Linked DNA regions of Homo sapiens: region 1 is linked to region 2. Evidence: chromatin loops called from intact Hi-C (ENCODE). Cell type or tissue: GM12878. All regions are shown on one strand.

Region 1 (8,000 bases), 630 kb before region 2:
AGTTTGGAAATCAGAAAACCCCTCTGGAGATTAGTAATTTGGAGATTTCACTCAGCCCAAATTAAAAAAAAAAATCCTTCAGAATTGAAGTACCTCTTTGTTTCATCATAGCAGGCCTGGTGGCACTCAGGCGGGTCTTGCCTCCCTGTACAGGCTCATTCTAACTACCAGCCACAAGGCGTCTGACCACAGAGGGTTAAAAGCCTAAGAAGCAGCAAGGATGCTTGAAAACCACCTTCACATTAGGGAGAGCAAGTCACATCCAAGGCTGCAGAAAAGTGTGTCTGCTTGAAGAATGTCAGTCACTTTTGTTTTAAGAGACACAGACAGCACTTAAAGGCTGTCAATCATTTCTTATGAGAGGAGACAAGAAACTTTTAACATATGAATTGCCAATATTTTCTACAGTAAATTAGAAATATATATATATATATATATATATATATATATATATATATATATATATATTTAGTACATGTGAAAAATTATTATCTGCCAGCTTGGGCCATGTCTTTTCCATGAGACTATTTGGAGTAGCATTTACTACCTGTCAGATTTTTTTTTAAGTTTAAATAGATGTATTAAAACATAAAGAAAAGGATCTGGTCTGACCCCCCTTGACTGTAATGCTCTGTAGTCAACTTGGAAACTGACAATTTGCTAAAGTAAGAAGCTGTCCTGCTGGACAAAGTTGACGTCCAAATAGTGCTGTCTGCTACAGCAGCCACCAGATACATGGGGCCATTTAAATTTAATTAAAATTCAATAAAACGTTCGTTGCAGTCACACCAGCTTCATTTCAAGTGCTCAATAGCCCCATGTGGTTAAGTGGCTACTGTACTGAACAGCACAGATAGAACATATTTCCGTGATCACAAAAAGTTCTCTTGGACAATGATGTTTTGACTCTCGCTACTCAAAGTATGCCTTGAACCAGCAACATCAGCATTGCCTGAGAGCAGCACTGGCTTCCTGGCACATGACCTGAGCAGAGGTGTAGGGCTTTGCGCTCAGGAACTGTTTGAGACTGTTGCCCAGCCTGGTCTTGAACTCTGGGGCTCAAGCGATCTGCCTGTCTTGGCCTCCTAAAGTGCTGGGATTACAGGTGTGAGCTACTTTGCCCAGCTCTGCGTTTTCATAAAATTATAGTTTATACTTTTTGTCCAATTTCTATTGGCGTTTCTGTATTTTTCCTGTTGATTTGAGAAACCACTAAACCACTAACCACTTGCTTTAGTGCTTTGTCATCGCCATCTTGGAATTGTTAATGATTTTTGAACAAGGAGTCCTGTATTTTGCACTGGGCTCCACAAATTATGTAGCCAGTCCTACTTGAGAGCTTGCTCCAAATGCAGAGGCTCAGGCCTCACCACCCACCTACTGAATCAGAATCTACATGTAACAAGGCCACCAGCTGAATCTTCGGGACATTAAACTTTGAAAACACGATCCAGAAGTGTAGTCTTCAAACATTTTAAGTATATGTAACTTTTTCTTCAAATTGATTACGTTTCTTTTAAAATTAAATTTGCACAGAGCCAAATATATAGAATAGATTAAAATAATTATGCCTTTTAGTCAATTTATATAGTCATGGTTTGGCTATGAATAATAACTGGTTGTTTTTGGATTTGGGGGTTTGTGTGGAAGAGCTTGAATGCCACTAATCTAGATGGCACTGGCTGGAGACAGTTTATGATGTTGAGACACCCCCAATTCTATAACCACAGAGAACTGGGAAACCCCAGGTGAGCCAGCTGTCTTGGAATAAACAGACAAATCGCACCTATGATAACCATAGTATTACATAATCTTTGTATGTAACATTAGCCAACACATATTAGTGTATTCGAGAGCTCCCAGTTGGTGCTAAGCTCTTTACTACATTACCTCATTTAATCTTCACAACTCTATAAAAGAGGTTAAGATTGCCTCTTATGCAAGAGTAAGTGGAGGCTTAGACTGGCTAAGTAACTTACCCAGGCAGAGACAGCATTTGAACCCAGGATTAGGGAGGGATGAGTGAGTTACTCAATGTGGGTGTAAAATTGAAGAGAGCAGCAAAACATTTAGTAATCAAGATAAATAATATCTGAATTCAGTATTTGAAAAAATTAAGATGAATGCAAGAATACCCATAATGAGCAAACTTTCATCATTTTAAGTAAAGACGACAGGCTGCTGTCCTTGGCTTGATTTATGACGCTGTATTATTGTGCAATGGGAATCAGCCTGTCTGATGAGTCCACGGCTCCATGGCATCACATGGATATGGAGTACCCAGCCAGGTTGATGAGTGTTGACAATAGTGCATGAACAGATTGGGCAACACAGGCTTTATATATAGTCATTGATTTCTGATTGTAGAGATTTTATTAACTTTTTCCATTTTGTTCAGAATAGGGGTGGATGTTTTGATAAGTGTGTATAGGAGGCCACATTTTCCCTTTTGCCTCAGATTCCAATGTGCATTGCTGCTGCTCAGCTTTTTCAGATTCCAGAGACCGGGTCAAATGCCTACTTCTGCCCACACCATTGATTCACAATCCTGGCTGCCCATGACACTCACTGAGGGAGTCATGAAAACAGCTCCATGCCTGGGGCCCATCCCCAGAGGCCACTTCCCTTTGTCTGGGTGGTTCAGAATGGGGCCTGACATTGGGTTTGTTGCAGAACTCTCCAGTTTATTCCAATGTGTGGCCAAGGTTGACGATGACTTTGCTACATTACACTGCCTTTCTTGAAGGATCACAGGAGGCTAGCACACAAAATGCAACTCTCTCTGAGCATAAGGTAAGGTGAGGTCAGCTGGAAAGCACATGTGCTTCCAGCTCGGAATAAGAATTGTGGCATTTTAGATCTAGATGGTGCCTTAGGAGTCAGAATGTTTGAGCTAAAAGGACCTGGAATTAGATTGCCAATTTCACTGATGAGTAAACAGAAACTCAGAAAAGTTACCCCAACTTGCTAACAAGAGGCAGAGAGACAACAGGAGCAAAAGGCTCCTGACCTCAGCCCGAGCCCTTTTCAAGGAACCCATCAGAGAAAAAACACTTTCGGCTCTCACCAAAAAGAAATGAAAGCAGCCACCAGCATCCATAGCTCTCCTCCAAACATAAGAATCTACTTAATTCAGTGTTTTAAAATTTTCTTTTCCAGAATAAACCTGATTAATCCAAATCCCCATTTATAAAGTGACAATTTGCAGGCCAAATGGTTTTTCTGATCCATACTATGTTTTCAAAAGTTGATCCAGGCCGGGCGCGGTGGCTTATGCCTGTAATTCCAGCACTTTGGGAGGCCGAGGTGGGCAGATCACCTGAGGTCAGGAGTTCAAGACCAGCCTGGCCAACTTGGTGAAACCCCGTTATCTACTAAAAACACAAAAATTAGCCAGATGTGGTGATGGGCGCCTGTAATCCCAGCTACTTGGAAGGCTGAGGCAGGAGAATTGCTTGAACTGGGAGGCGGAGGTTGCAGTGACCCAAGATCTTGCCATTGCACTCCAGCCTGGGCAACAGGAGTGAAACTCTGTCTCAAAAAAAAAAAAAAAAAAAAGTCGATCCAACATTTAAACATGGGGAGATTTTCCATTACATTTTACATAATGTATATGCTTCTACTGAATACCTGGAATACTTGGCAATATCCCTGACGGTAGCACCGGCCAGAGCTGAGTCATTGCTGCCTATTGTAAAGAGGCCCAAGCCCTCCTATTTTTGTTACAGCCTCCACTACTTCCAATCCTAGTCATGACTCTAGGCTGTCTAAATGTCACCGAAAAATTTAAAATTGAAGTCGACATCTCGGAAATGCCAGAATCCCCCACCCAGTCTGTTTTATGCATTCACGTTAACTGTTAGGCCCCGGTGGCATTTGAGCTTGCAACCCTGATTTTGTCATGATAGGTCCACAACGCACCAAACGCTGGGGCAGAAAGAGCAGCCCAGGCTGCGTGGTGAGGCTATTTTTCTGCAGCGGAGACCTGAGGAGGTCTTTTACGAAGGCTTATGAGGGCAGGACCTTCTATTCCTGGTTTCCCTACCACATCGCTTGGTTTTCAGTTGCATCTATAAACCCCAAACTATTCAACATTTTTTTTTTTCATTCAAAATCTTTGTTCTATGTCATCAAGGTTTTTCTTCCTGCCTGATTTGTTTGTGCTCTTCTCCTATCCCAGAATGCCCTCCCTCTTTTTATCTGAAGTCCAATCATCCTTCTAGGCTCAGCTTCCTGGATTACTCTGATCCGTGTGGGTCTCTCCCTTCTAGGAAACTCGTATGACCTCAAGTCGATAGAGAAACCGTATGTTCCTTTTATTTCCCCAGGTCAGAGGATAAGCTCCTTAGATTTGCCTGTGTGTAATTCCTTTGAATCCTCCCTAACACCCAGGACCGGACTGGGTACACAGACCATGGTGTGACCCAGGGTCCCCTCTACTTTCCTCCAGCCGGTCGGAACAGGCGATGCAGCTCCCACTACCAGCCACGAGAGGTCGCTCATCCACACACATCTTGCCCTGCCCAGGTTCCGTGCTGCACGTAGATTACTCGAGCCTCTGGAAGTAGGGCAGGCTAATTTATCTCCTCTCCAACACAGCCTCGGGCCATCAGAGCCTCTGATGTCAGGGTCCCTGCCGTGCAAGCTGCAGAATGAAAACACTGCAAATAAGAAAGGTCACTGCATCCGCTCTGCACATTTACTTCTCACCTGAAATCTCTGCCTCGCTAGCAACATGCCAGCTCAGGCTCGGAAGATTTTCCCAACTCAGTATTCCAGCAGGAGGGAGAAGAAATCTGTGACTACTGCATGTATTATGGGTGTGCTTTTACAGATTATTGCATCAAGTCCATGGTCCAGCAATGTGCCAAGAAAGGGTTCCATGCTCTTTCTTCTGCTCCGATCCCCAGGGAGTTTCTGACCAGAGCACTGATACTCCGACTCTGTTCTGCTTTTGCTACTGCTGTTCTCCACTAATAACAACACTGACCTTTTAAAACAGGCCTTCTCGAATGAGCCAGCCTTAAAGTAGAGGTAGTGGCCAGGTGTTATTTCAGAGATTTGATGAATCCAAAGCAGCAACATGAAGGGAGCACACTAATTCCAAAAATGGGATAGATGCCACAGGAAGGTGGGAGAGCAAAAAATGTAGGTACCTAAGGTAATACCAACCACGCATGCCCAAGTACCCAGCATGGTGTCACGTTGGCATGGCAGACCAGAATGCCGACACTGGTTGAGTCTGAGTGATTGTAAAGGTTTAGCAAGGAAATGTGTCAGTCAGAGAGATTCAAATAGGTGTCCAGAGACTGGGAAGGAAGGTAGCATAGAGCTCTGCCTGGAAGCCCTGGACTCCAAAGCCCCAAGCACAGGCTTTCTGGGCTGGCTAACACGTTTCAAGACGGTCTCTAAGGAGCATTCAGACCTACTGGCAAACCTTAAAGGAAAGTCGAATTTGCCCATCGATTTCACCAGTCACTTGCACCATGATCAAAAAGATGTATTTATTAGTAGAGGCAGCACAGCGTCTGGGGAGCCGGACTCCCAAAGTGAGAATCAGAGTTCTGACATTGACTAGCCATGGCTTAAACTCTCCGAGCCTCAGTTTACACATCTGTTAAAAGGAGACTAATAACAGTACCTAAGCAAGGGTTACTATCAGGATTAAAATGCTTAGAACAGTACCCAATGCACAGCAAACACTTACGTAAATATAAGCTGTTATCACTAATGTTATTATTAATTTTGTTATCCATTCTGCACAAAACACACAGTGAATCCCCTATTTTCCAGGCCTGGCTGTGTCTGAAATAAAGAACACCAAAGAACTTTTTCAGAAATAGTGTCAATTTCATACCTAAGCAACGACAATGTCACTTTCAGTTCAGCAAGGCTCTCTCCTTTCCTATAGAGTGAAGTTGATAATTGTCTTAGAGCTACTTATTTCACTTTATCCTCCCACTCTTTAAAACAAGTCTAAAAAACTTGGGTGAGAACATATTCAACGATTCATTAATTCAACAAATATTTCCTGAGAGCCTGTTATGTGCCAAGCATTGTTTCAGGTGCTGGGATGTAGCAGCGAGGCAAATCCTCTGTCCTGCCCTAATGAGGGTTACATTCTGGTATGTGGGCACAGGCAAAAAAGGAGCAGGGAAGCAGATGAGGTAGTTCAGATAGTGTTGGATGCAATAAAGGAAATTAACAGGGTGACTTGGAGGGCCACACTGTTAATCTTACTTAAGATGGGATGATCAAGCAAAACATGTCTGGAAAATGACGTGTGAGCTAAGATCTGGAAGATGACAAGAACTAGACATGCAGACAGGCAGCCAGTGCACAGGTACAGAAAGTGGAAGGGACCCTGGGGTGAGAATGAACTTGGGCAATTCAAGGACAGAAAGAAGGCCTAGGGACAGAGTATAATGAAAAAGGGGCGTCTTTGTCCTGTAGTATTCTGCTGTAACAGAATTCAACAGACTGGATAATTTATAAAGAACTAAAATTTATTTCTTACAGTTCTGGAAGCTGGAAAGTCCAAGATGAAGGCACCAGCAGGTTTGGTGTCTGGTGAGAGCATGTCTCTGCTTCCAAGATGGTTCCTTAAACATTGAATCCTTCAGGGAGGAGGAACACTGTTCTTCATGTGGCTGACGACCAGAAGAGAGCAAACCCATAAACTCTTTTTTATAATGGCATTAATCCATTTGTGAGGGCCGAATCCTCATGACCTCAACATCTCCCATTAGGTCCCACCTCCTAACCCTGTTGTACTGGGAATTAAGCTTCCAACACATGAATTTGGAGGGGACAAAATATTCCAACCATAGCAAAAGGAGAATGGTATAGCATGAGTTTGGAGAACGAGGCAGTGGCCACATCACGTAGGGCCTTGTTCACTGGGGTAAGGTGTATAGATCTTATCCTGATGAGAAGCTATTGGTCTTGATCTATGCAGAGCAGAGTCGTGATCCAATTTATGTTTTAAAATGTGGGAGAAAGACTGGAAACAGTGAAACCATCTAGGAAATGAGAGATGATAATGGCTTGAACCAAGCTGGACATGGAGGTGATAGAGTGAAGCGGATGGATTTTAGATCAACTTTCAAGTTAAAACACAGAATTGCTGATAGTCTAACAGTGGAGGTTGAAGGAAAGGAAGAAATTAATGGTTATTTTGCAGGTTTTATACATGAGTGGGTGGTGGTGGCATTTACTAAGAAGCAAAGAAAATGAAAGAAGTAGACTGGGCTAGGGAAAGAAGGGTTTGGTTTTGCACATGATACATTTAATATGAATATTAGACATCCAAATGGAAATATCACATAGGCACTTGTCTATACAAATTTGAAGTTCAGAGAGGGGCTGGGTCTGAACATGCAAACCTGAGGGTCATCAGCAAATAGGGATCTAGAGCCAAATGCCCGACTGAGATTATTTCAGCAAGAAGGTGTTCTGGATACATTACGTAGCCATTTACCTGGGATGGGGAGTATGATTGAGCTCGCTGATAAGGAAGTCTCACAAGAGCTTCTACTAGAGTCAATTTCTTACTCCTAGCTCAGATGTGCAGACCCACACTGAAGATGAGGGAGAACCAGAGAAGAGGATTGTCTCTATTTTGTTTTTTATCCCTTCTTTTAAGCTTTTTATTCATCAGGAAAGTTTTTACTCAGTGCCAAATACACACTAATCAAACTGCTTTCCTGATTTCACACTGTGAGTATAACACTGGATAGAAATTATGGGGGGCAGATAAGATAAATAAATATGATTCCTTCCTGTCTGGAATTCAACCACACAGAAAGAAAGGAAATTACTAAGAGTCAAATAATCCAAGTAAGGCATTACATGAGTTCGGTGCAGGAAAGAGAAACCATGCTGTTTAGTTTGGGGAAAGATTGCTTTAGTAAACTAGGTGCAGAAAAAATTGTGGAAGGGCTGAAGAGTCTGCTCTCCACTGACCCTTGGAGACCACCTCCTAGAACATGATAGAACTG
Region 2 (8,000 bases):
GGAAATACAAACATCCTGACCTCTCTTCCTTGGTCACTGATCAGTCTCTTCCTTACTGAACGTCTCACCAGCTGCAGTTCTTGATTAGTCAACATGGTGCAGAGGTCCCCTAGACATCTTTTCCCCTACTTATCCCTGTGCATTCTGTCCCTTTTCTACATGAAAAATAAATAGGCATATTTGCTATGAGGCTGCCATCGCCATAGCCAGGAGGTGAGTGTAACCCGCATCATGGTTGGGTAGACTAAGAAAGTGATTTCCAGTGCTAGTTCTACCTCTGACTGTATGGCCTTGGGAAAACCTCAGTGTCCTTATCTGGAAAATGGAGATAATAATACAAACCTCACAAATTTGTTATGAAGAGTAAATGAGATATTTAAGTAAGGTTCTTGGCATGTATAATAAGTAATCAATAAATGGAAGATATTTGGATTGGTTTCTTAGGGCTGCCATAATAAATTACCAAAACATATCGTGGCTTAAAACAACAGAAAAGTATTCTCTAACACTCCTGGAGGCTTGAAGTCTAAAATTAAGGTGCTGGTGGAGCCATGTTCCCTTCATAGGCTCTAGGGGATAATCTTTCCTTGCTTCTTGCTGCTTCTAGTAGCTTCGGGTGATCCTTGGCTTGGGACTGCGTCATTCCAGTCTCTCTGCCTCTGCCTCCACAGGGCCTTTGCCTCTGTACATCTCACATCTTTCTCTGCCTTTCTCTTATAAGGACATTTGTCTTTGAATTGAGGGCCCACCTGGATCATCCAGCATGATCTCATTTCCAAATCCATAATTACATCTGCAAAGACCCTTTTTCCAAATAAAGCCATTCCCAGGTTCTGAGTGGGCATAACTTTTAGGGATCTACCATTCAACCCACTGTCCTTCCTTATTCATGATAAAAATTAAGATACATAAAATTATTTATTTTTTATGTCCTTAGGCCCTCGTGTGGACTCCTTCTAGCTTGGATTACGAGCTTTCATTTCTTGCTTTTTCTCTTCTCACTCACTACACTTCCGTGAAGAGCAAGATCCCATGTCCCAGGGGTGCAGAGCCGAGAAGGGAAACCCGAGCGCGTTGGGGCGAGGCTCTCAGACAGCATCTTCTACAAAGTTGTGCCAGGTCCCAGCTCGCCTCTCTGGTGGTTTCTGGCCTGGATGTCTCTAGACAGGGCCTTCAGTCCCCTTCAGGAGCCTCCTCATTTTGGGCCAAGAGGCCTGCCCCATGAAGCTCCACGCTTAGATAGACATGGAAGAGAAGGTCAATAGTCAGTTTCCACTGAGGACACAGCAAGAAGAAATTGTGACAGTAGACTGGGATGACAAGCCAGCCACCTTGACACAGAGTGGAATCACAGTCTCAGAATGTTCCTAATGGCAAAAAAATGTAGAGTAAGTAGTTCGAACACCCAACCAGGGCAGGGACCCCTACCCCATATCCCTGAGTTTCTATCCTGACCCTTGGGGTGACCCAGAGATCCCTGACTCATGAGGCAGCCCAGTCCATTTTTAACCATTCTCATTGCTTCCTAATGCTGCAGCTTTTTCTGTTCTTCCCCAGGGCACTCATTCCCAGTTGTCTCAGCTGTTACTCATCTGCTTGCCTCCAGACCTCTTGCGCAACTGATCACTCCCCCTAGACATGCCCCATCCTTCCCACGTGCCTTTGCAGCAGGATTTCAACTGTGGCTTTACCCGTGCCATCTATGGTTGCAGTATTTATTCCCTTATTCTGAACATTGTTTTCTTTCTCTTTTCTTGAGACAGGGTCTTGCTTTATCACCTAGGCTGGAGTGCAGTGGAGCAATCATGGCTCACTGCAGCCTCAACCTCCTGGGCTCAAGCAATCCTCCTGCCTTAGCCTCCTGGGTAGCTAGGACCACAGATGCAAACCACCATGCCTAGCTAATTTTTTTTATTTTTTGTAGAGACAGGATCTCGATATGTTGTCCAGGCTGGCCTTGAGCTCCTGGGCTCCCAAAGTGCTGGGATTACAGGTGTGAGCCACTGAACCCAGCCTGAACATTATATTTTTTTTAATGAAGGTTATAATTACTATACTTTTTAAGAACCCTACCAAATGGTTGTTCATATTGAGTGTATAGTCAAACAAAAACTTTCTGGGCTCTTTCATTGAAACCATTATTAAACCAGATCTCTTCAACCCTGCTAGTAGGCTAATTGAGCTGTTGAAACCAAGGGCAGGCATTTACATTTATTCTCATTGATCTTAATTTTCCTGGTTTGGTACCATCACTTCCGGCTTCTTAAGATATATTTGAATCTTATTCGCAACATATATCCCTTCTAGCCTTCTGTTACTTCGAAATATGATAACCAAAACACTGTATTAGTATTGAATAGAACAGAACTAAAAATAGAGTTCTGGCATACCATTTGCTTCACACTGACATTGAACAATTGAGGTCCCCGTCATACATACTAGAAACGGAATGAGTGTTTGATGAATGAATGTGTGATCCACTTTGGGGGCATGCCTGTTCAGTCAACCATAAAGGCATCTAATTATAGCTATCATCCAATCCACCTTTCTCCATTCTAGATACTCCAAGCATGTCGGGTTTGGACCTGTTTTTAATGCTTGGCCAAAATGAAGTGCTTTCTGCCAGTGCACCACACAGGCCTTCCAGTTTAGTGATGTAATAAAGCTGGAAGGAGATTGGTGAGTCAGCACTTTGAGAATCCTTGACATGCCCAAGTAACCTCTGTCCTCACACCCAGGTATTCTGCCCTCTTCAGTGTTTGCATACGTAGTTTTTCCAGTCCTGGCACAAGCTCATCAGCCTGCTCTTCCTCTTCTTTAAAGCTGAAACCGTGCCCTGTTTGTCCATAGATATACAGGCCAGGCAGCCATGGGTTCATTCAAACTGAGAAGCACAGGATTGGGGGTGTAGGAAAAGCAACCCATTTTCTTGCCCTAGGTTTAAGATGTATTTTTAGGAGTTTATATATCAAATTCTAAGAGCATCTTCCATTCTGAGCAGTTGGCTGCTATTTACTGGACTTGCAGTCAGTGGGCATATATTCCCCACATCCCTAGCACAGAAGCATCTCATTTTCCTATCACTTCCCAAGCAGTCTGAATCCATGGTAATAGCAAAAAATTTCTCGAAATGAAATTATAGCAAAGAAAGAAGTGTGGAGCTTCCTTTGTTAAATTTCATTTTTCTTCCTGGGAATGATTGAGTTGTGTATAAAATTTATGATAATAGCCTTTTTAAAGTATATTTCTCTGCAGTTGTGTAAAGAACCAGAAGAAAAGCAGCATTTGTTATTTGCAGCCGTATTAGGTTTAGATGACCCCAGAGGAAGCAGTGGAGCATCACCTAAATATTAGATGTTTATCTCCGAGGCTCCATCAACTCTGTGTTTACGTACAACACCTAGTTTGGTTTCCCAGTGCCTGCTCCATTAGGAAGAGGCTAGAGATGTTTAATTTGCTTAAGAGTTTAGCAGTAGAAAATTTAATCGGATAGCTGCTAGGGTTTCTCAAACCTTACTGTGCATAGAATCATCTGGATATCTTGTTAAAATGCAGGACTGGGTGGGGCCTGAGAGTCTGCATTTCCAGCAAACTTGCAGAGGATGCTGATGTCACGGGTCGGAGGACCACACTTCGACTAGCAAAGCCTTATACCACTGGGCTAAATTTAGAAATTATGATAGAGAGATAGTTAATGTAGCTCTAAAGCGGCTTAAGATGAATGTATTCAGAACAGTGATTATCAGGCAAACCATGGGTAGCAAACTCTAAATACATTTGTCTTGATTCATCTATTAACTCTCCCTCCAATTTCCCTTTTCCAATAGGAATGTTTAAACAGTGCGATCTGCATATGTGGCTCTCTGGTAATTTGGCATTGATATAATTGTGCATGGCCCCATGTTTGGAAGAAATCTTTTTGTTGTGGCAGGTGCTTCCAGAGATAAACTCCTCGGGGGTCCCCTGGGAGGGCAATTCAGGACACAGAGGCCAGTTGTCTGCAACTAGAGACTCTAAGAGCAGAAATCCCACTCTCCTTTTTTCTTTTTTCTTCTTTCGTTTCTTTTTCTCTCTTCCTTATTTTCCAAATCTACTTTTCCACCTTCATAAGTTACTTCTTTGTTGTTTAGTCCCATGATCACCCGATAGACCAGGAATGTGGTGCCATCCTGGGGCGCCCTCTGGTGGTTCATTGAAAATACAGCAAGACCCAATCTCTACCCGTGGGTTTCCCCTTATCAGTACTGAAAGCTTACGGGGCCCAGAGAAGGGACACATACCTCAGCGTTAGAGAGCCCTGTCTGCTCCGTGCTGCACTGGTAAATAGCCCTAAATGTAGGAGGAGGATGGGTGGAAACTTTTATCGGTTTGGCCCCAGCTCGCTGCAACTGCTGTCTTAATCATTGTGTCCTTGATTTCTCATTGGCAATCTCTGGAAAAGATGCTGTTTATCAATGGATAAGTTTTCAGAAGAATAAATTTGGATTTGTGTGTTAAGGCCAATATGTCTTAGCAATCATTTCGCAGAAGACCAGTCCAGTGAGTCTTCAGGGCTGACTAAGCCGATGTCTCTCAAATAAACAGTATAATTAAACCTGAGCACTACTGAGAACCAAGTCAGCATTCTTTTTCAAATTTACGAAAGCTGGCTTCCTAAAGAAGTACCTTCAGAGGAGTTTTCTAGTTTTGTGTATTGTGCATTCAATTGTACAGGCAATGTTACATTTGCATTGCTAATAGACCCTTCCTGAATGTGTTTGACATTTTACTTGGCTTTGAAAGGACTTTTATGCCGCTGCTTTTTCTTCCCTAGTGCTGCCTTGGGCTAATTAACCTATTCCCTTACTGGCTGGGCCTACTATATGCAAATGTTCTCATTTTGCATTCTGACACATCACTCTTGCATAAATATCCCTCATGAAACCCTGTGGGGTTTTATTGGATCAGTGCTGCAGGAGGGCCAGCAGGGGGCGCATGGACTGGTTCTCTCTGAGTAGGTCTCACGCATGAGTTTTCCTTGCTCGTTGGTATGGAAATGTGGGAGCGTTTGGCATTCCCTTTCTTAAGAGTGAGTCTTGAAATTTAAAGATAAAAGTTCATTATTAGAACTTCTTTTTACAAGGGAAGGCTGTACAGAACACAGTTATTTGTCACTTACAAAAACCCTAGGTGGGCAGGGCGCAGTGGCTCACGCCTGTAATCCCAGCACTTTGGGAGGTAGAGGCTGGTGGATCATTTGAGGTCAGGAGTTCGAGACCAGCCTGGCCAACATGGTGAAACTCCGCCTCTACTAAAAATACAAAAATTAGCCAGGCATGGCGGCAGCCGCCTATAATCCCAGCTACTCAGGAGGCTGAGGCAGGAGAATCGCTTGAACCCGGGAGGCGGAGGTTGCAGTGAGCCGAGATTGGCACATTGCCCTCCAGCCTGGGCGACAGAGTGAGACTCCATCTCAAAAAAAAAACACCTGGGTTGCGAGAGTAAATAAGTGACATTACTCCTTCAACACTTCATTTCTTCAGCATAAGTGTTTTAGGGTTTTTTTAACCTTATTTTTCATTTCCGTCCCAGTCTTTAAGCGCCTCTCTTGTCATATGAGAAATTCTATTCTTACTGAAATGTCCTTTGATATCGAGACACCAAATTTCTAAACCTGCACCTTCCTAGATATCTGATCAAAATCATTAAGGATTGAGAACTTTCTGTTGTATCATTTGTCATTTCATTATGATGTTCATTGATGATGTTGGAGCAAAACCAATAAGGGCCATTAAATCATTGCCCCTTCCAAGCTGGCTGCAGTGGCTCATGCCTGTAATCCCAGCACCGGGAGGCCAAGTGGGTGGATCACTGAGGCCTGTTCAAGACCAGCCTGGCCAACATGGCAAAACCCCACCTCTACAAAAAGTACAAAAATTAGCCGGGTGTGGTGGCGTGCACCTGTAGTCCCAGCTACCTGGGAGGCTGAGGTGGGAGGATCACTTGAGCCCAGGAGGCACAGGTTGCAGCAAGCCGAGATCACGCCACTGCACTTCAGTCTGAGCAACGAAGCAAGACCTTTTCAAAAAAAAAAAAAAAAAAAGGAAGGAAGGAAGGAAAAAAATCATTGCCCCCTCTAAAAAATAGTTACAAAGTAGGGGGCAGAGTAGAGAAAGGGGGTTATGTTTCAGTAGGGATTTCAGTGTTGCTCCAACATGGACAAGGATTGAATGCTGAAGGCCGCTACTTTATTGTGTTTGTTTTAAAATCGGATCATTGGCTACACACAGTGGCTCATGCCTGGAATCCTAGCACTTTGGGAGGCCAAGGAAGGAGGATTTCTTGAGGCCAGGATTTCAAGACCAGCCTGGTTAACATAGCAAGACCCCATCTCTCCAAAGAAAGAAAGAAAGAAAGAAAGAAAATCAGATCATTGAAAAGAGGGTCTGGATGTGAGATACCAAAACCCAAGGGTGTGGAATTCCCAAAGCCCAATCCCACAGCTCTCAGAATCACAGCATGTTGCACTGTGCATACCTACAGCTGCTACCTGTGGAAGCAATCACATCCGCTGCTTGCTAGCCTGGGTCATGTCAGTTCCACTGATATTTGGCCTCTTGTCTGTTGGGCATTGGTTTGCCCACACAGCAGCAGTAACTCAGACTTCAGTGGTTAGTAAGAGACTGAGATACTTGACCATAAGAACTGGCTCCAGGGTCACCATTTGTATGTCCAGGTTTGAACACACTGATCTGATTTGTCTGAAAGAGCTGTCGTCTCTAGTGTTAATGGCGAGTTGTTACTTTCCAATGAGAAAGGGGACGGTGTGAAGGGGAACTTCAATGACAACTTGAAAAGGAAGAGAGAGATGGACAAACCAAGCATGTAACCCACTGAGAAAACATTCAGTGCACTAGCCCTATTTTTGTATGGTATTTGGGTTTTTTAACCATAATCAAATTCGGTTTTTAACAGTCTCACTCCGTCATCATATGAGTGGCTGTACTGGGAATTCTTTTGAAACTTGCAGAGAACAGGATTATTTCTGGCGGCCTCTGCTGAGTTGGCGTGTGTGTGTGTGTTTGTGTGTGTGTGTATTAGGGAGAGGAAATCGTAGGTCCAGTGTGGACCCAGAGCTAAGGGGAATCTTGGAGAGTAGTGGCTCTGGCAGATGAGGATTCAGAAATCGAGTGCAAGGACTGTTCTGGACTTTCACTGCTAACCTGCTTTTTCTCAGTGCCTGGCTCTGAGGGCAGGGTCCAGCTGGTGTCATGCTCTCCAAGGGCTTCATTTTATGTTCCAGCCAGGCAAAGGAGAGGTGAGAAATGGAACCAACATTTCTGAAAAGGAAATTTAAGAACTGCATCATCTGCCCTTGAAGAAGAAAAGGAGAAAAAAAAACAGGAGAGAGGGTATTGAGAACATCTTAGGGGAGTTGTTAACTCCATTAAAAAATATATGTGTTACAGTGTTCACTTGCCCAGTGTCTTCATAATCTTCCTTTATAATGTGCAGCTGCCACGGCTAGTGTTTTTGTTTTTGTTGTTGTTGTTTTGTTTCGTTTTTGGAGACAGAGTGTCGCTCTGTTGCCCAGGCTGGAGTACAATGGTGCAATCTCGGCTCACTGCAACCTCTGCCTCCTGGGTTCAAGCAATTCTCCTGCCTCAGCCTCTCAAGTAGCTGGGACTACAGCCGTGTGCCAGCTAATGTTACACCAGGCTAAATTTGTTTTTTATTTTTTATTTTTGGTAGAGACGGGGTTTCACCATGTTAGCCAGGATGGTCTTAATCTCCTGACCTCGTGATCTGCCTGCCTCGGCCTCCCAAAGTGTTGGCTAGTGTTTTCTCTGCTTCAGTGCTTGGGGTATGATTGGGTTATGGGAGTTCACACCGAGTCCAGGGCCTAGTCTTAATCTTGCCAAAGATGTTCTTTCCCCGGTGCTCATGTTCTGATGTCCTTTCCCTCCTTCCCTTTCTCCTCCCTTTCCTTTTCCCTTTGTCACTGCCCTCTTCCCTTTCCC

What was found. Hi-C counts contacts between places; a loop is a spot of excess contacts. Peaks named below come from ENCODE experiments on the same cell type or tissue, not always from the same donor. Only the 100,000 strongest peaks of a DNase experiment are listed, where the experiment ranks them.
Region 1: a loop joins it to region 2, with 5 times the contacts of the local background. A loop is called at or near these places in 45 of 110 quality-filtered maps.

What each region holds. Positions count from the first base shown.
Region 1 is chr6:16,961,566-16,969,565 of GRCh38, reverse strand. No RefSeq gene overlaps it. Among named protein-coding and RNA genes, the nearest start is that of STMND1, 140 kb to the left of the region's middle. In GM12878, a CTCF peak has its summit at 4,491 (motif pointing right); a DNase peak (open chromatin) is centred at 4,525.
Region 2 is chr6:16,328,473-16,336,472 of GRCh38, reverse strand. All of the region lies in intron 6 of ATXN1 (ataxin 1), which reads left to right. Among named protein-coding and RNA genes, the nearest start is that of GMPR, 94 kb to the right of the region's middle. RefSeq lists a silencer at 4,081-4,375 and an enhancer at 4,081-4,375. In GM12878, CTCF peaks have their summits at 4,186 (motif pointing left) and 4,965 (motif pointing right); DNase peaks (open chromatin) are centred at 4,192 and 4,948; H3K27ac peaks cover 632 bases.